Regions from separate parts of the Homo sapiens genome. Here region 1 is linked to region 2. Evidence: read pairs that join two places in POLR2A ChIA-PET (ENCODE). Cell type or tissue: CD4-positive, alpha-beta T cell. All regions are shown on one strand. Each heading gives the region's core, and the rest is flanking DNA. Links, peaks and the distances in the headings are about the cores only.

Evidence for each region. Peaks named below come from ENCODE experiments on the same cell type or tissue, not always from the same donor. Only the 100,000 strongest peaks of a DNase experiment are listed, where the experiment ranks them.
Region 1: POLR2A ChIA-PET joins it to region 2 with 7 read pairs; 2 of 35 experiments call an interaction of 5 or more read pairs at or near these places.

The regions. Positions count from the first base shown.
Region 1 is chr7:74,664,279-74,674,860 of GRCh38, reverse strand. All of the region lies in intron 1 of GTF2I (general transcription factor IIi), which reads right to left. Among named protein-coding and RNA genes, the nearest start is that of GTF2I, 12 kb to the right of the region's middle. RefSeq lists enhancers at 7,804-7,853, 9,501-9,550. In CD4-positive, alpha-beta T cell, for the core only: no CTCF peak of the experiment used is centred there; no DNase peak of the experiment used is centred there.
Region 2 is chr7:73,510,822-73,521,403 of GRCh38, reverse strand. BAZ1B (bromodomain adjacent to zinc finger domain 1B) reads left to right here. Exons shown (of 20, transcript NM_032408.4): 2 at 10,552-10,582. Among named protein-coding and RNA genes, the nearest start is that of BAZ1B, 6.2 kb to the left of the region's middle. RefSeq lists an enhancer at 5,082-5,581. In CD4-positive, alpha-beta T cell, for the core only: no CTCF peak of the experiment used is centred there; a DNase peak (open chromatin) is centred at 6,033; H3K4me3 peaks cover 180 bases; H3K27ac peaks cover 96 bases.

The sequences.
Region 1 (10,582 bases), core at 760-8,759, 1.2 Mb before region 2:
TATATATATTAGAGGGCTGGGCATAGTGGCTCATGCCCATCATCCCAGCACTTTGGGAGGCCGAGGTGGGCGGATCACCTGAGGTTGGGAGTTCAAGACCAGCCTGACCAACATGGAGAAACCCCGTCTCCACTAAAAAAAAAAAAAATGCAAAATTAGTTGAGCGTGGTGGCTCATGCCTGTAATCCCAGCTACCCGGGAGGCTGAGGCAGGAGAATTGCTTGAAACCGGGAGGCAGAGGTTACAGTGAGCTGAGATTGCACGACTGCACTCCAGTCTGAGCAACAAGAGTGAAACTCCATCTCAAAAAAGTATATTAGAGAGGCAAGGAAACTGGGTGGAAATGTGATCCTGGATTACAGTCTTGCAATAAAGGACATCCATCACCAAAACGATGGGCAGAACTTGAATGCAAGTCTCTACGTGAAAGATATGTGAGCAAGTTTTGTTTATTTGCTGTTCTTGCAACTATTTTCTAAGTTTAAAAGTGACTCAGACTGGGCGCCGTGGCTCACCTCTGAAATCCCAACACTTTGGGATGCTGACGTGGGAGGGCTGCTTAAGACCAAGAGTTCGACACCAGCTTGGCAATAGAGTGAGATCCCTTCTCTACCAAAAATTTAAAAAGTATCCAGGTGTGGTACACGCCTGTTGTCCCAGCTACTCAGGAGCCTGAGGCAAGAGGATCACTTGAGCCTAGGAGTTCGACGCTGCAGTGACCTATGACCACACCACTGCACTCCAGCTTGGGAGACAGAACAAGACCCTGTTAAAAAAAAAAAAAAAAAAAAGTCATAGATCACTAGCTGGTTTATATTAGTTGTACATTTTACCTGCTTTTTAAATTTTGTAGCTATTTTTCTTCTTTTAAAAATAGTTTTATGCCAGGCGCGGTGGCTCACGCTTGTAATCCCAGCACTTTGGGAGGCCGAGGTGGGCAGATCACGAGGTCAAGAGATCTAGACCATCCTGGCCAACTCGGTGAAACCCTGTCTCTACTAAAACTACAAAAATTAGCTGGGTGTGGTGGTGGGTGCCTGTAATCCCAGCTACTCGGGAGGCTGAGGCGGGAGAATCGCTTGAACCTGGGAGGTGGAGGTTGCAGTGAGCTGAGATCACACCACTGCACTTTAGATTGGCGACAGAGCAAGACTGGTCTCAAAAAAAAAAAAAAAAAAAAGAGGCCGGGCGTGGTGGCTCATCCCTGTAATCTCAACACTTTGGGAGGGCGAGGTGAGGCAATCACCTGAGGTCAGGAGTTCGAGACCAGCCTGACTAACAGAGAAACCTTGTCTCTACTAAAAATACAAAATTAGCCAGGCATGGCTGCGCATGCCTGTAATTCCAGCTACTCGGGAGGCTGAGACAGGAGAATTGCTTGAACCTGAGGGGCAGAGGTTGCAGTGAGCTGAGGTCAGATCACACCATTGCACTCTAGCCTGGGCAACAAGAGAGAAACTCCATCTCAGACAAAACAAAAACAAACAAACAAACAAATCCAAAAACCACATAGCAGTTAAGAGCAGGAGTTGTCTGGCTGCCTAGTTTTATATTAACACTGTCCCTTACTATATTTTTCAGATTAGTTAACCTCATTTTTCTCAACTTTAAAATGGGATCATAATAGTGCCTACCTCACATCTCAGGATTGCTATGAGGATTAAAGATGTTAATGCAGGTAGCACTTAAAACAGTAAACTCAGCTCGGGGCAGTGGCTCAGGCCTGTAATCCCAGCACTTTGGGAGGCCAAGGCGGGCAGATCATGAGGTCAGGAAATGGAGACCATCCTGGCTAACACGGTGATACCCCATCTTTACTAAAAATACAAAAAATTAGCCGGGCGTGGTGGCACGCGCCTGTAGTCCCAGCTACTAGGGAGGCTGAGGCAGGAGAATCGCTTGAACCCAGGAGGCAGAGGTTGCAGTGAGCCGAGATCGTGCCACTGCACTCCAGCCTGGGCAGCAGAATGAGACTCTGTCTCAAAAGAAAAAAAACAAAACAGTAAACTCATAAACTCTCAAAAAATGTCATTGTTGTCGATATTGTCTTCAGTATTCTAGTCCAATCTCCAGCTCTGACATATCCTCCAACAGAGAGCTTCCTGTTTACTGTACATAGTATCTTAGAAAAGATAAGTTCTCCAGAGACTACACTAGACCTGGAATAGGCAGGACTTCTGTATGCCTTGCTTATAATGAACAATACTTCAATTCTAAGAGTTTATCTCCATAGGCTTACTAGGTATTTTCCCAAGGAAAATAAATTAGGTCAGCAATTCACAGGCTCTGTGTTTTTTTTTGTTTGTTTGTTTGTTTTTCTTGAGACAGAGTCTCACTCTGTTGCCCAGGCCGGAGTACAGTGGCACGATCCTGGCTCACTGGAAACTCTGCTTTCCGGGTCCAAGTGATTCTGCTGCCTCAGCTCCCGAGTAGCTGGGATTACAGGGGTGCACCATCACTCCTGGCTAATTTTTGTAATTTTAGTAGAGACGGGGTTTCACCATGTTGCCCAGGCTGGTCTCAAACTCCTGAGCCCAGGCAATATCTGCACGCCTCAGCCTCCCGAAGTGCTGGGATTACTGGCGAGAGCCATCGTGCCCGGCCAGAGGTTCTGTTTTACAAATATTTAATAACAGGATATAAACTATCACGATTTATATTAATGTATATTAACATATACACTTCAGCAGATAAGAAATAGAGCCAAAGAACTCATTTTAGTTCATTTGACTTTAATTTTTAACTCATATATATATGAATATATATAACTCATACATATATATGAATGGCAAGTACTTCCAAATAAAATAAGAAATCCCTAGGCCAAATCTTTGATCAGGATTGATTTTTAAATCAAGGGTTTGAATTTTTTTTTTTGAGACAGGGTCTTGCTCTGTCACCCAGGCTGGAATGCAGTGGCAGGGACATGGCTCATTGTAGCCTCAACCTCCTGGGCTCAAGCAATCCTCCCACCTCATCCTTCTTAGTAGCTGAGACTACAGGAATGCACCACCACACCCGGCTAATTTTTTTGATTTTTTGGTAGAGACAGGGTCTCACTATGTTGCCCAGGCTGGTGTCAAACTCCCGTGCTCAAGCAGTCCTCCCACCGTGGCCTTTCAAAGTACTCAGATTACAGGCGTGAGACACCATGGCCAGCCGGCTGTGAAATTTTTCTAGGGGCGTATGCTGACATTTTAAGATACAAAATTGTTAATTTCTATCTGCTGAAATAAAGCTGGCACTTACATCAATAAATAACAAATATCCCTCAAGAAAAAATAAAATAAATTTGAAGGGTTAAGATTTGAAACGATTTACAACTGTGTTGTATTCGTACTTAAAGCTTTATAGTATGGTGACCCCATTAAAGAAAAAAAAAAAACAAGACACTTCAGACAGCTAATAGCTAAATTTAACTTTTTTAAAAAGCCAGGTGAAGGAAAGAATGACAAAATAATAAAGAAAAGATCTAGCCAGGTGCAGTGGCTCATGCCTATAATCCCAGCACTTTGGGAGGCCAGGGTGGGCAAATCACCTGAGGTCAGGAGTTCAAGACCAGCCTGGACATCATGGTGAAATTCTGTCTCTACCAAAAATACAAAAATTAGCCGGGTGTGGTGGTGCACGCCTGTAATCTCAGCTACTCGGGAGGCTGAGGCAAGAGAATCACTTGAACCTAGGAGGCTGAGGTTGCAGTGAGCTGAGATCACGCCACTGCACTCCACCCTGGGCAACAGAGTGAGACTCTGTCTCAAAAAAAAAAAAAAAAAAAAAAAAAGGATCTGCCCAATCAGTGGATCACAAGTTCAGCTCTGAGTTCTGAGTTTCACAGTAGCCAAAACAACATCCTTAAAAAACAAACAAGGAAAAATCTTACCAGCTATTCGGAAAGACCTATTTTCCTTGCACCACAGTTTAAGACACCATTTTTGCATATGTATTAATTATACTTTTAAATTGATAGTCCAGATTTTTAAACAGCAGCAGCTTACTCTGCCAATACACAAAGAATGTGTCCCTTTGACATGACTCCAAATTTAAAACTCAGTTGGATTTTGGAAAAACCATTTGGAAGAGAAAATGAAAATCAAGTAGCTATTATCTAAAGGTCCATCTTTACTTTGTTCTTGAGGTGTTTTTTTTTTTTGTTTTTTTTTTGTTTTTTTTTGAGAAAGAGTCTGACTCTGTCGTTCAGGCTAGAATGCAGTGGCGTAGTCTCAGCTCACTGCAACCTCCGTCTCCCAGGTTCAAGCAATTCTCCTGCCTCGAGTACCTGGGACTACAGGTAGATGCCACCACACCTGGCTAATTTTTTGTATTTTTAGTAGAGACGGGGTTTTACCATGTTGGCCAGGATGGTCTCAAACTCCTGACCTCAGATGATCCACCCACCTCGGCCTCCCAAAGTGCTGGGATTACAGGCGTGAGCCACCCACACCCGACAATCTTTACTTTTTTAAAAGCACTGTTCACAGAAGGCAGGCAACAGAGCAAAGCTATTAGGAAGGTGAGCTTTGCAATCAGGCAAAAGTTCTGAATTCAAGTCCTGTCTCAAATCTTACAGGTGACCCTGGGATTCTTTAATCCCAAATTTACTAGTCTGGAAAATGACAACAGTCTGCATACTTACCTTACAAAGTTGTTATCAGAATGCATGTCAATTCTTAATAAAGTGCATCACAAAAGCATTCAGTGAATGAGCAAGCATTTATAATTTAAACTTCACTAAAATAGTTATTTTAAAAATATATGTACATATATCTATTAATTTACATAAAAACTCACCAAATCCAAGCCTGGTAAATTGAAAATAGCTTATTTCCCAACAAACTGCATTAATTATCACGGCTAAATAAAATAACCTATTTTCTGAGAGAGCAGGAAAATTAATGAGACAAGTGTCAAAATAAATAACTGCTTTGAAATGAAGTATGTGTACCTTTTAAGGCATTTGTGCATGAACACCTGCTTATGTCAAATTTACTCCTCAAAGATCGTTTTAAAATTTAACTTTAAAAAGTCACCTTGGCCGGACACGGTGGCTCACACCTGTAATCCCCGCACTTTGGGAGGTCGAAGTGAGTGGATCACAAAGTCAGGAATTTGAGACCAGCCTGGCCAATATGGTGAAACCCCGTCTCTACTAATAATACAAAAATTGCTGGGCATGGTGGCGTGCACCTGTAGTCCCAGCTACTCAGGAAGCTGAGGCACGAGAAGAGCTTGAACAGGAGGCGGAGGTTTCAGTGAGCCGAGATCGTGCCACTGCACTCCAGCCTGGGCAACAGAGGGAGACACTGTCTCAAAAAAAAAAAAAGTCACCTTCCAGCTGGGAGCGATGGTTCACGCCTGTAATCCCAACAGTTTGGGAGGCCTAGGCGGGCGGATCACTTCAGGTCAGGAGTTTGAGACCAGCCTGGCCAACATGATGAAACCTCGTTCTCTACCAAAAAACACAAAGATTAGCCAGACATTGTGGTGCACGCCTGTAATCCCAGCTACTCAGGAGGCTGAGGCACCAGAATCGCTTGAACCCAGGAAGTGGAGGTTGTACTGAGCTGAGATTGTGCCATTGCACTCCAGCCTGGGAGACAGAGCGAGACTGTCTCAAAAAAAAAAAAAAAAAAAAAAAACTAAACTAGTCTGGATATACAAACTAAACTAAAAGATTCTTTATCCTGAAGCTCTCAACAATGTCATTTGCCCATGCCAGTATTTTCCAAGAAACATGCTGTGTTCTGAGGCCTCATAGGATGAGCCCATCAGTATGTTGAATAAATGAATAGTTACTGTTCCCGACATGATAAAAGATCCCTTCTTTTGGGCCGGGCGTGGTGGCTTACACCTGAATCCCAGCACTTTGGGAGACTGAGGTGGGAGGATCACTTGAGCCCAGGAGTTTGAGACCAGCCTGGGCAACACAGCGAGATCCTGTCTCTATAAAAATAAATTAATGTATTTTTAAAAATTTAAACGATCCCTTCTTAGCCAGGCACGGTGGCTCACATATGTAATTTCAGCACTCTGGGAGGCCAAGGCAGGTGGATCACGAGGTCAGGAGTTCAAGACCAGCCTGGCCAACATGGTGAAACCCCATCTTTTCTAAAAATACAAAAATTAGCCAGGCGTGGTGGCCGGCTCCTGTAATCCCAGCTACTCAGGTGGCTGAGGCAGGAGAATTGCTTGAACCCAGGAAGTGGAGGTTGCAGTGAGCCAAGATCATGCCACTGCACTCCAGCCTGGGTGACAGAGTGAGACTCCATCTCGATAAATAAATAAATAAATAAATAAATAAATATGATCTTTAAGGACTGTGTATGGAAATGAGATCAAAACACAAGCAGGAATTCTCAAAAGCATAGAACCTATACAATCAGAAAACTTCCTAGGCTCTGTCTGCTAAACAGGGTTCTATATAACCAGTTATATTATGGATCAAACTCTTCATCATGCTCCACTTCTCCAAGTACACCATAATATAATTATATATACTTCTTACATACACACACACACACACACACACACAATGGGCTTTGCCATGCTACAAAACAAAGACTCCAAAAACCACAAGAAGGATTAAATAAGAAGGAGATTCTAACACACAGATGAACTTGATAATATCCTACATTCCAGCCTGGGCAACAGAGCAAGACCCTGTCTCAAAAAAAAAAAAAAAAAAAAAAAGTTCTGCACCACTGAACTATACATACACTTAAAAATGGTTAAGACTGGGCGCGGTGGCTCACGCCTGTAATCCCAGCACTTTGGGAGGCCGAGGCAAGTGGATCATGAGGTCAGGAGACTGAGACCATCCTGGCTAACATGGTGAAACCCCATCTCTACTAAAAATACAAAAATTAGCTGGGCGTGGTGGTGCGCACCTGTAGTCCCAGCTACTTGAGAGGCTGAGGCAGAAGAATCACTTGAACCCGGGAGATGGAGGTTGCCATGAGCCGAGATCATGCCCCTGAACTCCAGCCTGACAACAAAGCAAGACTCTGTCTCAAAAAAAAAAAAAAAAGTTTCTTTTGGTAAAATCAGGCTGGGTGTGGTAGCTCATGTCTCTAATCCCAGCACTTTGGGAGGCAGATGCAGGCAGATTGTTTGAGCTCAGGAGTTGGAGACCAGCCTGGGCAACATAGTGAGACCCCCATCTCCACAAAAAATAAAAAAATCAAGCCAGACGTGGTGGCATGCACCTGTAGTCCCAGCTACTCGGGAGACTGAGGTGGGAGGATGTCTTGACCCTAGGACACGAAGGTTACAGTGAGCCAAAAGCATACCACTGCACTCCAGCCTGGGCAACAGAGTGACATCCCGTCCCTCCCCCCACAAAAAAAGGTTAAAATGGTAATTTTTGTGTTAAGTATATGTTACCACAATTTAACAACAACGACAACAACAAAAAACACTACAAGGAACCACTCCAAAGAAAGGCATTCACGGTGTAAATGGCAGACACAAATTTATTCTTCATAAAGGAACAAATTCATCTTACAGGATTTTCTTTTTTTTGAGATGGTGTCTTGCTCTGTCGCCTAGGCTGGAGAGCAGTGGCAAGATCTCGGTACACTGTAACCTCCACCTCCCGGGTTCAAGTGATTCTCATGCCTCAGCCACTCAAGCAGCTGGCATTACAGGCACCTGTCACCACTCCCAGCTAACTTCTGTATTTTCAGTAGAGATGTGTTTTTTTGTTTGTTTGTTTTCCTTGAGACATAGTCTTGTTCTATGGCCCAGGCTGGAGTGGAATGGCGTGATCTTGGCTCACTGCAACCTCCGCCTCCAGGGTTCAAGTGATTCTCCTGCCTCAGCCTCCCGAGTGTCTGGGATTACAGGTGCGCACCACCACGCCTAGCTAATTTGTTTTTGTTTTTTGAGACAGAGTGTCACACTGTCACCCAGGCTGGAGTGCAGTGGTGCGATCTCAGCTCACTGCAAGCTCCGCCTGCCGGTTTCACACCATTCTCCTGCCTCAGCCTCCTGAGTAGCTGGGACTACAGGCACCCGCCATCACGCCTGGCTAATTTTTTTTTTTTTTTTTTTGTATTTTTAGTAGAGACAGGGTTTCACCATGTTAGCCATGATGGTCTCGATCTCCTGACCTCGTGATCCACCCGCCTTGGACTCCCAAAGTGCTGGGATTACAGGTGTGAGCCACCGTGCCCGGCCAATTTTTTGTATTTTTAGTAGAGACGGGGTTTCACCATGTTGGCCAGGCTGGTCTCAAACTCCTGACCTCAAGTGAGTCATGGCCTCCCAAAGTGCTGGGAGTACAGGAGTGAGCCACCACACCCAGCCAAAAAAAATTTTTTTTAATGCTTACCGGGGGGGAAAACGAAGAAAGAAAACGAACAGGAGGAAGGAGTAACACTAATGAATCTTGCAGGGTCTATTTCTCTGCCCTTTCCTCATATGGACATAATACATGCCATCGTCCTCCTCTGTCAAATTATCTCACAGATGAGATCATGTAATTTAAGTGCATTAAAGTCTAATGCCAAAGCCAGTTACTAATTTTAGTTCACTTCCAATACCTTATTTATTTTCTTGAAACCAATTACGGTCTGAAAACTCAATCTAGATAAAATTCTACTCACGTCATGTATGTGTTATAGTCAACAGTAAGAGCTAAATTTCTAGATATAACAAATTAAAATGAACAACATATAAAGCATACATTCTCAGGTTTCATCAATCCAACTGTCAAGCTCTGGCCAGGCGCGGTGGATCACGTCTGTAATCCCAGCACTTTGGGAGGCTGAGATGGGCAGATCACCTGAGGTCAGGGGTTCCAGACCAGCCTGGCCAACATATAGTAAAACCCCTTCTCTACTAAAAAATACAAAAATTAGCTGGGCATGGTGGCGCACGCCTGTAGTCCCAGCTACTTGGGAAGCTAAGACAGGAGAATCACTTGAACCCGGGAGGCAGAGGTGAAGGTTGCAATGAGCTGGGATCCCGCCACTGCACTCCAGCCTGGGTGACAGAGGGAGACTCCATCTCAACAAAACAAAACATAAAAACAATGTAACAGTCACAGGGGAAAATCCCACAGAGGAATAAGTCCTTGCCCTTGCAATTCATATTCTCCAGAGTTCTTGGAGATTAACGTCATAGTCGATATTACTAGTAAAATTTTCGCTTCCTCAATTTCCCAAAAGTCTTTATAATAGTACTTTTATGACTAATATTTCTTGAGTGTCTACTACATGCCAGACAGCAACCTAAGCACTTAAACTCTATCCTTGCAACAGCTCTTAGAAGCGAAACATGTTCTATTATCAACTCCATTTTTAAAAATAGGGGCCAGGCGTGGTGGCTCAGGCCTGTAATCCCAGCCTTTGAGAGGCTGAGGTGGGCGGACCATCTGAGGTCAAGAGTTGGAGACCAGCCTGGCCAACATGGTGAAACCCTGTCTCTGCTAAAAATACAAAAATTAGCCAGGTGTGGTGGCGCATGCCTATAATTCCAGCTACTCGGGAGGCTGAGGCACAAGAATCACTCGAACCCGAGAGGCAGGGGTTGTAGTGAGCTGAGATCATGCCACTGCATTCCAGCCTGGGTAACAGAGCAAGACACTGTCTCAAAAAATAAAAATAAAAATAAAAAATAGGCCGGGCACTGTTGGCTCACACCTGTAATCCCAGCACTTTGGGAGGCCGAGGCGGGTGGATCACCTGAGGTCAGGAGTTCGAGACCAGCCTGACCAAAATGGAGAAACCCCGTCTCTACTAAAAATACAAAATTAGCCAGGCGTGGTGGTGGCACATACCTGTAATCCCAGCTACTCAGGAGGCTGAGGCAGGAAAATCGCTTGAACCCAGTAGGCGGAGATTGCGGTGAGCCAGGCGCGCCACTACACTCCAGCCTGGGCAACAAGAGCAAAACTCTGTCTCAAAAAAAAAAAACAAAAAATAGGGAAACATACAAAGATGAAGTGAAATGCCCAAGGTCGCACAGGCAGGAAACGGCAAGGGCCAGGACTGGAATCCAGGCAGTCAGACTTCAAACTTGTGTCGCTAGCCATAAGCTATAAACCCTCTCTCAATTTATAAATTTGTCTTCCCTCTCATGATATATTTTTTAAGTAACTAGTTCTTTAAAAATCCTACATAGAGTGTTGGCCAGGCGTGGTGGCTCATGCCTGTAATCCCAGCACTTTGGGAGGCTGAGGCAGGTGGATCATTTGAGGTCAGCAGTTTGAGACCAGCCTGGCCAACATGGTGAAACCTGTATCTACTAAAAATACAAAAATTAGCCGGGCATGGTGGCACACACCTGTAATCCCAGCTACTCAGGAGACTGAGGCAGGAGAATCGCTTGAACCTGGGAGGCGAGAGTTGCAGTGAGCCGAGATCGCGCCATTGCACTTTAGCCTGTGCGACAGAGGGAGACTCCTTCTCAAAAAAACAAAAACAGAAACAAGTTACAACCAAAGGAGAATGAGTCAATCCTCCAACAACTCTGACAGTTCCTGGCTATACTGAACTTTCTCTTACTTTCTCAGTAGGCCAAAGTGGTAAAAAGCAAATGAGTACTGCCAGAAACAGGCATGGAATACCAAAACAAGAATTTT
Region 2 (10,582 bases), core at 1,593-9,592:
GTTTTGAAATTGTACTCGCGCGGCCTCGTGATGCGGCGTGTGCAAGACTCAACTGCGTCTTACCCCGATCTCTGCGGGGATACTTGGCGTTTTTTTCGTCTCCCGAGGGGACTTTAGGCCGGGGATGAACTGACAGGACCCTGGGGCAGAAAACTAGGAATGAGATTCCCCGCTTAGAGGAAAGGGAGGGAAGGAAACTGCCTGTGGAGGAGCTGATGCCTGCCTTCCCTGGGCAGACACAGGTTTGAAATTTTGAAGGTTTAGAAGGAGATTGGTATTTGTTAAAATTAAACAAACAAAAAAACCAAGACGTGAAGTTTTTATGTTGTATTTTAGGAACATGAAATTGGATGTTTTACAAAGGAAGCATCCTCTCGTCATGACTAAGATTTCTTGCATAAGCATTATCTTTTAGTGAAAAGTTGTGCAGCTTTTATTTGCTTTTTTTTAATGGGTGCCAGAAGAATCGTTTTTGAGGCTTATCTGTAAAAAAAACAAAAACGATTTCGGAATCAAGCATTTCTTTGGTGACTGAAAGCTTTAAGAGTGAAGGCTAATGTGTTATGAGTTTTCTCAGCCCCTTCTGTTCGGAAGGACTTCATTTCTCAGTTTCTTGCTTGCTTCTGTATAGGAGGAAGTGTCTCTCAGAGTTATTTCATTTCTCCCTGATCCTCACTTTAACGCAGTACTTTAGAGGATAATCTCATTCTTGTTGGAGTGCAATTTGTGAGTGTCCCTTTGTGGGGAGTATACACACAAAGGGGCCTGGAAAATCAGTCCATGCTGGAGGAAGGCTCTTGGAGAAATAGAGCTGTAGCATCTTGGAGCTGAAGTGGATCTTGGAGGTGGTCGGGTCCTCGGGCTTGGTTTGCTGAGTTGGCCCAGAGAGTGGAGGTTGACTTGTTGAAGGTCAAATGATGAAAGAGGAGTAGAATCCACCGCTCTTCCTACCTCATCCCTGTAAGTCAATCAACAGAAGAAGGTGGAATGTTACTCCTTCACTTTCAATTAATTTAAATATTACCTCACTTTTTTGTCATTATGGTATAAGGTAAGGCACTTTAAAGTGGAGGGGTGGTGATCTGGTTTTTTTCTTGTCCTGTGAAGACTTGGAATGTTCTGGAGAAGTTCCACTAGCTCTACCAAATACTGCATTATACCGAAGTACCCCACTTTTTTTTTTTTTTTTTTTTGAGACGGAGTTTCCCTCTTGTTAACCCAGGTGGCAGTGCAGTGGCACGATCTGGGCTCACTGCCATCTCCGCCTCCAGGGTTCAAGTGATTCTCCTGCCTCAGCCTCCTGAGTAGCTAGGATTACAGGCGCGTGCCACCACGCCCGGCTAACTTTTTGTGTTTTTAGTAGAGATGGGGTTTTACCATGTTGGCCAGGCTGGTCTCAAACTCCTGACCTCAGGTGATCCGCCCATCTCGGCCTCCCAAAGTACTGGGATTAACAGGCGTGAGCCACCGCGCCTGGCCAGTACCCTACTTTTTAATACATTCGAATCGGCAGTGGAGTAGCAACTTGTGAGAATCCGACATATACTTTTCCAATGTCATTAATGTTTTGAGCCGTTGATGGATGCTCACACACTTTCAGATGATACTTTCTCAGGTCTGGTTCTAGCAGAGTATAAGAAACATGCCATAGAGAAGAGACAATTTCTAAGTATATTTCAGGTACTGAGCTATGTAAAAAATGGCTGTAGGAAGTTAATTTAGGACTGGCAACGCAGGCTTTTTCATATTATTGAATGAATGAAATTGAAATATATATATGAAGAGTTTTGATGGTAACAATTTAAAACTGAAACCGGAAACATTTTAAGTGGTATGTATTTAATAAACATTCTTCATTTTTTAATTTCCCATAACAGCATTTAAAACTGTTTTAACAAAAGAAGTCTTAAAACATATTATATATTGGGGGGAAATTGCTCTTTCGGGAATTTCTGCAAGTGGAAGCACTTTGAGGATGGTTTTTAAACAATTGTACTGTATGGTTGGCAGATTGGCATATTTCTTTATTAGGCTATTAGTGGTTTCATAGAGGAGAACAAATATGTGGTTAGGTAACAGCTGCCTTTGAAGTAGTATTCCCAGTTCTCAACTTATATTTACAATTATGTTTTTAATGGGACTTGATATTTTAATTTTCTTTTAATACCTACCTTTTGATTGCATGTATCACAGAACTTTGTGTGATATTTTACTGACTTAAAGCTGTATGTTGGTATGTTCTTGGAGTATATTGTGAATCTTCATTAAACTTAGTGGAAGTTGTGAGTAATGCACACATTTAATGACTAGGTGTTAAATATTGGTGATTATGTTGATTGTACTGTAGCTTTGTATGGTACATTACTTCCTAAGGTATTCCCACAGGCAGGACACTAGATCTTGGAAAACACTAACTTTATCAGAATCAGTTCTTGATGTGACACTGACTGTATTTAAGTCAAGATAGGTTTTAGGCAGGAATTGGAGCTACAAGCAGCGTGTTGTAGATGAGTATTTTTGTTGTGTTACTTCAACTGTCATAGTTTCTAAAGCTTAGAAATAACTAGTTCACGACCTTTGTAGCATCATTATGTGAGAATTTATTGAGGGTATGATAATGAGGGGCTTATTCATACTGTTAATCTGGCTCTACACAAGTGTGACTAGAGCATGTTTTTGTTTTGTTTTAAGAGATGGAATCTTGCTGTGTTGCCCAGGCTGGAGTGCAGCAGCTGTTCACAGACGAGGTGGTAGCACAGGGAAGCCTTGAACCGGACTCAAGAGATCCTCCTGCCTCAGCCTCCAGAGTAGCTGGGACTACAGGCACGCACTACTGCGTCTGCCTTAGAGCATGTGTTAAGAGTTGAGTAGCTATAGATGGAGTTAAGTTGTAGTTGTAAGATAGAGTTTTACTGGACATTTGGAATACTGAGCTCTTACGTTGATTTTTATTTTTATTTTTATTTTTATTTATTTATTTATTTATTTTTTGAGACGGAGTCTCGCTCTGTCGCCCAGGCTGGAGTGCAGTGGCGCGATCTAGGCTCACTGCAAGCTCCGCCTCCCGGGTTCACGCCATTTTCCTGCCTCAGCCTCCTGAGTAGCTGGGACTACAGGCGCCCGCCACCACGCCTGGCTAATTTTTTTTTTTTTTTTTGGTATTTTTAGTAGAGATGGGGTTTCATTGTGTTAGCCAGGATTGTCTTGATCTCCTGACCTTATGATCCGCCCGCCTCGGCCTCCCATAGTTCTGGGATTACAGACGTGAGCCACTGCGCCCAGCCTGATTTTTATACATTCTTTAAAGTAATACGTTATGCCATATTAGACTTGTTTTTAACTTAAAGACAGTCTGGAGTCTTTAAGAGAAAAAATCGAGTAAGAGAGAATATCGAGTAAAAAGCAAATCTTGAGTTGGCTCACTCTTTGCCATCTTCTGACTTAGAGCACTTAGGTTAGTTACAGTTATGCTTGTTTGACTCTATACTTATCTGGGCCACATCTTTTCAGGATATCAAGTACTTAATTGAAAGAAACAATCCCTGCAAGACTGAAGAGAACAAAGCAGCAGCATATTGTGATAAGGAGGTAGCTGATGGCAAAGTAGATACATAATGAGATAGTCTAGGATTCGAAAATATCTTATCTTTTATAGCTTACACAACCTTTGGAGAATTGCTTTGACATTTTGTCTGCAATTATATGTGCAGCAGTTGCTGGAACATAAAAACCTCAATTGGCATTTGCTCTGAGAGGTTATTTGAGAGTGAGTGACTTATTTTGGTAACCTAAAATCTGAAATAGGATTTAGAGGCAGCTGACTCAATATCCTTCTGATGGGCCTTTTTGCCTTTTCATTTTCATTTTTTTTCTTGCTTTCCCTTTTTTTCTTATTCATTTATTTATTGAGACAGGGTCTCACTCTGTTGCCCAGGCTGGAGTGCAGTGATGTGTGATCATGGCTTACTGCAGCCTCCAACTTCCCAGGCTCAAGTGATTCTTCCCACTCAGCCTGCTGAGTAGCTATAACCATAGGTGCACACCACCACGCCTAATTTTTGTATGTTTTGTAGAGACGAGACGAGGTCTTGCAAAGTTGCCCCGGCTGGTCTTGGATTTCTAGCCTCAAGTGATCCTCCCGCTTCAGCCTCCCAAAGTGCTGGAATTACAGGTATGAGCCACTGTGTGTGGCCTTACTTTCTCTCTTTTTTTTTTGTTTTTGAGCTGGGTTATTGCTGTGTCGCCCAGACTGGAGTGCAGTGGTGCGATCTTGGTTCACTACAACCTCCGCCTCCTGGGTTCAAGCAATTCTCCTGCCTCAGACTCCCAAGCAACTGGGATTACAGGCACCCACCACCACGCCTGGCTAATTTTTTGTATTTTTAGTAGAGATGGGGTTTTACCACGTTGGCCAGGCTGGTCTCGAACTCCTGACCTCAAGTTGATCCACCGGCCTCAGCCTCCCAAAGTGCTGGGATTACAGGCGTGAGCCACCATGCCCAGCCTTGCTTTCTCTTAATATAATTACCAGAACAGTTACCAGAACAGTTACACAAACTTAAAATAGCCGTTGTTAGGGGTTGTAGGAAATTCTTTTACAGTTGTTTTTTTTTTTTTTTTTTTTTTTTTTTGAGACAGTCACAGTCTGTCGCCCAGGCTGGAGTGCAATGGTGCAATCTTGGCTCACTGCAACCTCCGCCTCCCAACTTCGAGCAATTCTCCTGCCTCAGCCTCCCAAGTAGCTGGGATTACAGGCGCCTGCCACCATGCCTGGCTATTTTTTGTATTTTTAGTAGTTTCACCATGTTGGCTAGGCTGGTCTCGAATTCCTGACCTCAGTGATCCACCCCCTCGGCCTCCCACAGTGCTGGGATTACAGACGTGAGCCACCGCGCCTGGCCCCAGATTTTATAATCAGTTTGACTAGGCAATTAATTTTAAGTTAATACTGTCAGAGGACATTTTCTGAGATGTATACTTCAGGTTTCAGTGCTGTCCAACAAAAGTATAATGTAAGCCATATGTAATTTAAAATTTTGTAGTACTCTCATATTAAAAAAAGAAAAAAATGGTGGGAAAAAAGAAAACAGCTGGATGTGGTGGTGTGCGCCTGTAGTCCCAGCTACTCAGGAGGCCAAAGCTGGAGGATTCCTTAAACCCAGAAGCTTGAGACCAGACAAGGCAATGTAGTGAGACCACCATCTCCAAAAACATAAATAAATAATAAAAAAGAAAACCACATTTTTCTCTTTGCTTTTGAGTGGAGTCTCGCTCTGTAGCCCAGGCTGGAGTACAGTGGTGCCATCTCGGCTCACTGCAACCTCCACCTCCTGGGTTCAAGTGATTCTCCTGCCTCAGCCTCCCGAGTAGCTGGGACTACAGGCACGTGCACCACACCTGGCTCCTTTTTTGCACTTTTTAAGTAGAGACGGGGTTTCACCGTGTTGGCCAGGCTAGTCTCGAACACCTGGCCTCAAGTGATCCGTTCCCCTCTGCCTCCCAAAGTGCTGGGATTACAGGCGTGAGCCACCACACCCTTCCACATTTTTCTCATTTTAAGACCAAGGCTGACACCTGGTATGGTTGTTCATGCCAGCACTTTGGGAGGCTGAGGCAGGTGAATTGCTTGAGCCCAGGAATTTGAGGTCAGCCTGGACAACAGTGAATGAAACCCTGTCTCTACAAAAAAAATAGAAAAATTAGCTGGACATGCTGGCGTTTGCCTGTGGTCCCAATTACTTGGGAGGCTGAGGTGGGAGGATCACTTGAGTCCAGGAGGCAAAGGTTGCAGTGAAGCGAGATGGTGCTATTGCACTCCAGCTTGGGTGACAGAGCAAGACCCTGCTTCAAAAAAAAAAAAAAAAAAAAAAAAGGAACAAGGCTGGAGGGGCAGACCCTGTGTGTGACATGTCTTGCTTGCTAGTTTGCTAGTGGCACAAAGAAAGAGCTAGAAGACATCATGACTTTAAGCCTCTTCCGGGAAGTGACATATATTACATCTGCTCACATCTATTGGTCGAAACCAGTCACGGGGTCAAGCTTGATGTTAATGAAGAGGGGAGGTACATTCCTCTTCAGGGACCTTGTAGACAAGCCACATGGCAGTGGGTGGAGATGTAAAAATCCTCTTATGGAAAGGAGGTGAATAGTTAGAAACTAATACAATCTATCATATTTGAAGGTTCAATGAATGTTTTCTGGGAAAAGTTATTTTTGAGATCTAAAGGATGATTAGAATTTAGACGAATAATAGAGGACTGTATATTCTTGGCAGAGAAGGTGTGATGAGTTCGTCGTGATTGTGTGAGTTTGGAGGTTTTTTGTTTTTTTTTGAGACAGATTCTCACTCTGTCATCCAGGGTGGAGTACAGCGGTGTGATCTTGGCTCACTGCAACCTCCGCCTTCCTCATTCAAGCAGTTCTCTGCCTCAGCCTCCCGAGTAGCTGGGATTACAGGCGCCCGCCACCATGCGTGGCTAGTTTTTTAGTAGAGACAGGGTTTCACCATCTTGGCCAGGCTGGTCTTGAACTCCTAACCTCGTGATCCACCCACTTCAGCCTCCCAAAGTGCTGGGATTACAGGCGTGACCCACCATGCCCGGGCTAATCTTCTTTTTTTAGACAGTCTCCCTCTGTTGCTCTCCATCACAGCTCACTGCAACCTCCACCTCCTGGGCTCAAGTGATCCTCCCACCTCAGATCCCTGAGTAGCTGGAACTACAGGCCTGTGCCACCACATTCAACTAATTTTTTTTTAATAGAGATGGGGTTTTGCTATGTTGCCCAGGCTGCTCTTGAACTCCTGGGCTTGAGCGATGTTCGTGCCTGGGCCTCATAAACTGCCACTATGCAGTTTTTTTTTTTTTTTTTGAGACTGAGTTTCACTCTTGTTGCCCAGGCTACAGTGCAATGGCATGATCTCAGCTCACTGCGACCTCCGTCTCCAAGGTTCAAGCAGTTCTCCTGCATCAGCCTCCCGAGTAGCTGGGATTACAGCCGCACGCCACCACGCCTGGCTAATTTTTTGTATTTTTAGTAGAGACGGGGGTTTCACCATGTTGGCCACGCTGGTCTCGAACTCCTGACCTCAGGTGATCCACCTGCCTTGGCCTCCCAAAATGCCAGGATTATAGGCATGAGCCACTGTGCCTGGCCGGCCCCTACTTTTTTTTGTTTTGTTTTTTTCTGGCCCCTGCTTTTTAAAGTAACAACTCTAGGTTGAACATCCCAAATCCATAAATCAGAAATGCTCCAAAATCTGAAAGTTTTTGAGCCCCAACATGATCGTCAAAGGAAGAGCTCATTGGAGCATTTTGGATATTTGGATTTGGGATGCTGAACTAGTAAGTATAATGCAAATACTCCAAAATCTGAAAGAAATTCAAAATCCAAAATACTCCCGGTTCTAAGCATTTTGGATAAGGGATCCTCAACCTGTAATAATAAAAACTTACTGTTCTCTCTTTAAGACATATTTGTTAATGTATTTCTCTTACATTCTCTCTGATGACACAGTGAGTTTTTTTTTTTCTTTTAATAGTTTTTTGTAAAGTCGCTATGTTCAGGCTGGTTTTGAACCCCTGGGCTCAAGATCCCCCCACTTTGTCCTCCCAAATGCTGGGATTGCATGTGTAAGCTACCATGCCTGTTGGAGCTTCTTAAATATGGCTAAATAATGTGTTAGAATGTTATCAAGCTTTTTGAAAGCTTAAATAAGTCCACTTACTGATTCCTCCTCTGTCCTTATTTTACTACCCATCCCTTCCACTCCCCTAGTTCAGTAGACAAAAATAAGACAAATCCGTCTTGGGATAATGTCCTCTGGAAGCCGTTCCGTTGCTCTTCTCTGGGTATAAGTTTGAAAATTTTTCGGTGATTGGATTTACATATCTGTATATGGAAGTCTGACTCAGGTTTTTACTCAAACATTCTATATATTTTGTTTAATCACTTAGATATTAGCACCACCCCTGTAAGGAAAATGGATTTATTACTCAGTTTTAGCAGATCTGGGGAAAGATCCACAATGAGCAAAGGTGCTTATACTATTGCATAAAGTTACTATTTTGGATTACCTGTGGGTTTGTTCTTGTTTGCGTTTTTGCTGATCATAACCTTGGAAAACCAAGCATCTATATTTATTAAACATGCGGCTGGGCGTGGTGGCTCACACCTGTAATCCCATAACTTTGGGAGATTGAGGCAGGAGGACTGTTTGAGCCCAGGAGTTCAAGACCAACCTGGGCAATGTGGTGAGACCCTGACTCTGCAAAGATAAAAAATGTAGGTGGGCATGGTGGTGTGCACCTGTAGTCCTAGCTACTCAGGAGGCTGAGGCCCAGGATTGCTTGACCCCAGGAGGTCAAGGCTACAGTGAGCCATGATCCCACCACTGCACTTCAGCCTGGGTGACAGAGTGAGACCCTGTGTCAAAAATAAATACATAAATAGATAAAAATGAGCTAGATGCTGCAGTGTAAGTCTGTAATCCCAGCTATTCAGGAGGCTAAGGTAGGAGGATCTCTTGAGCTCAGGAGATACAGGCCAGCCTTGTTTCCAAAAAACAAAAATTAGAATATTTGTTTATTTGTTAGATAGTATTGTAGAGGAAACTGTTTAAATACTTTTATTTCAACCACTATAAAATGTGTCACTTGGAATATACAGGTATTGTTCACTAACTTTCTACTTATGTCAGTTGATTTTCTTACATAGCATCTGTTGCTGTGCTTAAAAGTAAATTAGTTACTTGCCGTTTGAATTTGGAAGTGGCTGGCTGATGGTGAATTCCAGTTGGTTTTGTGTGGAAAGTTGCCATATTTACACTACCAACTTGATGTTTTTCTTTCCCTCGTCTCCCTCACGAAGACTGTCTAAACGGCTAGTAAATGATCTTCTGAATCTCAGTATTATTGGAGACATCATAGAGACTGGATAAATATTATATCAAAAGTACTTTCCGGAATACTTCTAAGTATTTTATGAAATTTATTTTTTAAACCAGGGTAGCCAATCTTTTGGCCATATTGGAAGAAGAATTGTCTCGGGCCACACATAAAATACACTAACACTAAAAACAGTTGATCAGCTAAAAAAAAAAAAAATCACACAAAAAACTCATAATGTTTTAAGAAACTTTATGAACTTGTGTTGGGCTGTGTTCAAAGCCGTCCTGGGCCGCAGGTTGGACAAAGGTTGGACAAGCTTGTAAACCCTAAGAAGTAACATGTTTCCAAGGTGGACTGGAGGGCTGTGGGTAAATGGATCATTAATGTATGCTCAAGGTTATTCCAAACTGCCTGTGAGACTGTGGCCTAGTCACCTCATTTTACTGTAGACTGATTCCTTTTTTTTTTTTTTTTTTTTTTTTTTTTTGAGGTGGAGTTTCGCTCTTATCACCCAGGCTGTAGTGCAGTGGTGCCATCTCGGCTCACTGCAACGGCCTCCCAGGTTCAAGTGATTCTCCTGCCTCAGCCTCCTGAGTAGCTGGGATTACAGGCATGTGCCACCAAGCCCGGCTAATTTTTTTTTTTTTTTTGATTTTTAGTAGAGATGGGGTATCTCCATGTTGCTCAGGCTGGTCTCGAACATCTGACTTCAGGTGATCTGCCTGCCTCGGACTCCCAAAGTTCTGGGATTACAGGCGTGAGCCACCACGCCTGGCAGTGGTGGACTGACTCTTAAACTTGTCTGAGTTTTCTGAAAATTTTGCTTACCTTACATTGTTATTTTTTATGACTTGTGTTTTAATGTACCTTTACTTTTTCTTATGAGTTTTTGGTACAGCGTAAGTCTTGTGTAATGAAACTTTGGTGAATTGAGGAAATCACATTTGTACTAAAATATTAATTTTTTTTGTAAAACACGAAAAACCATTTTTATTATTTTTTATTTTTATTTTTTGTAGAGATGAGGTCTCATCATGTTGCCCAGGCTGGTCTCGAACTCCTGGTCTCAAGTGATTGTCCTGCCGTGGCCTCTCAAAATGCTGAGATTAGAGACGTGATCATCCCAGTCTGTAAATCCCATGCAGGTGCCCAGCCCATGACAATCCATTCTCATTATACTTCAGTCTTAGTCATCTTGCTTTGGGCCCTGATTCCATTTTTTTCATTTTTTTTTATTTTTTTTAGTTTTTGAGACGGAGCCGCACTGTCTCCCAGGCTTGAGTGCAGTGGCGTGATCTTGGCTCACTGCAAGCTCCGCCTCCCGGGTTCACGCCATTCTCCTGCCTCAGCCTCCTGAGTAGCTGGGACTACAGGCGCCCACAACCACTCACAGCTAATTTTTTGTATTTTTAGTAGACACGGGGTTTCACCGTGTTAGCCAGGCTGGTCTCGATCTGACCTCGTGATCCGCCCGCCTCGGCCTCCCAAAGTGCTGGGATTACAGGCGTGAACCACTGCGCCCGGCCTCCAATTCCATTTTTATCCTCTCATGCTACACATTTTAAAAAGGAGACTAGATTTTTTTCTGTATATAAGTATCTTATGGGTATGGGTTTGTCGTCTCTGTTGCTTGCATATTGTTTTCCTGAACTACTGCCAACAGAGAGTATGAAGCCCGCTTGGAAAGGTACAGT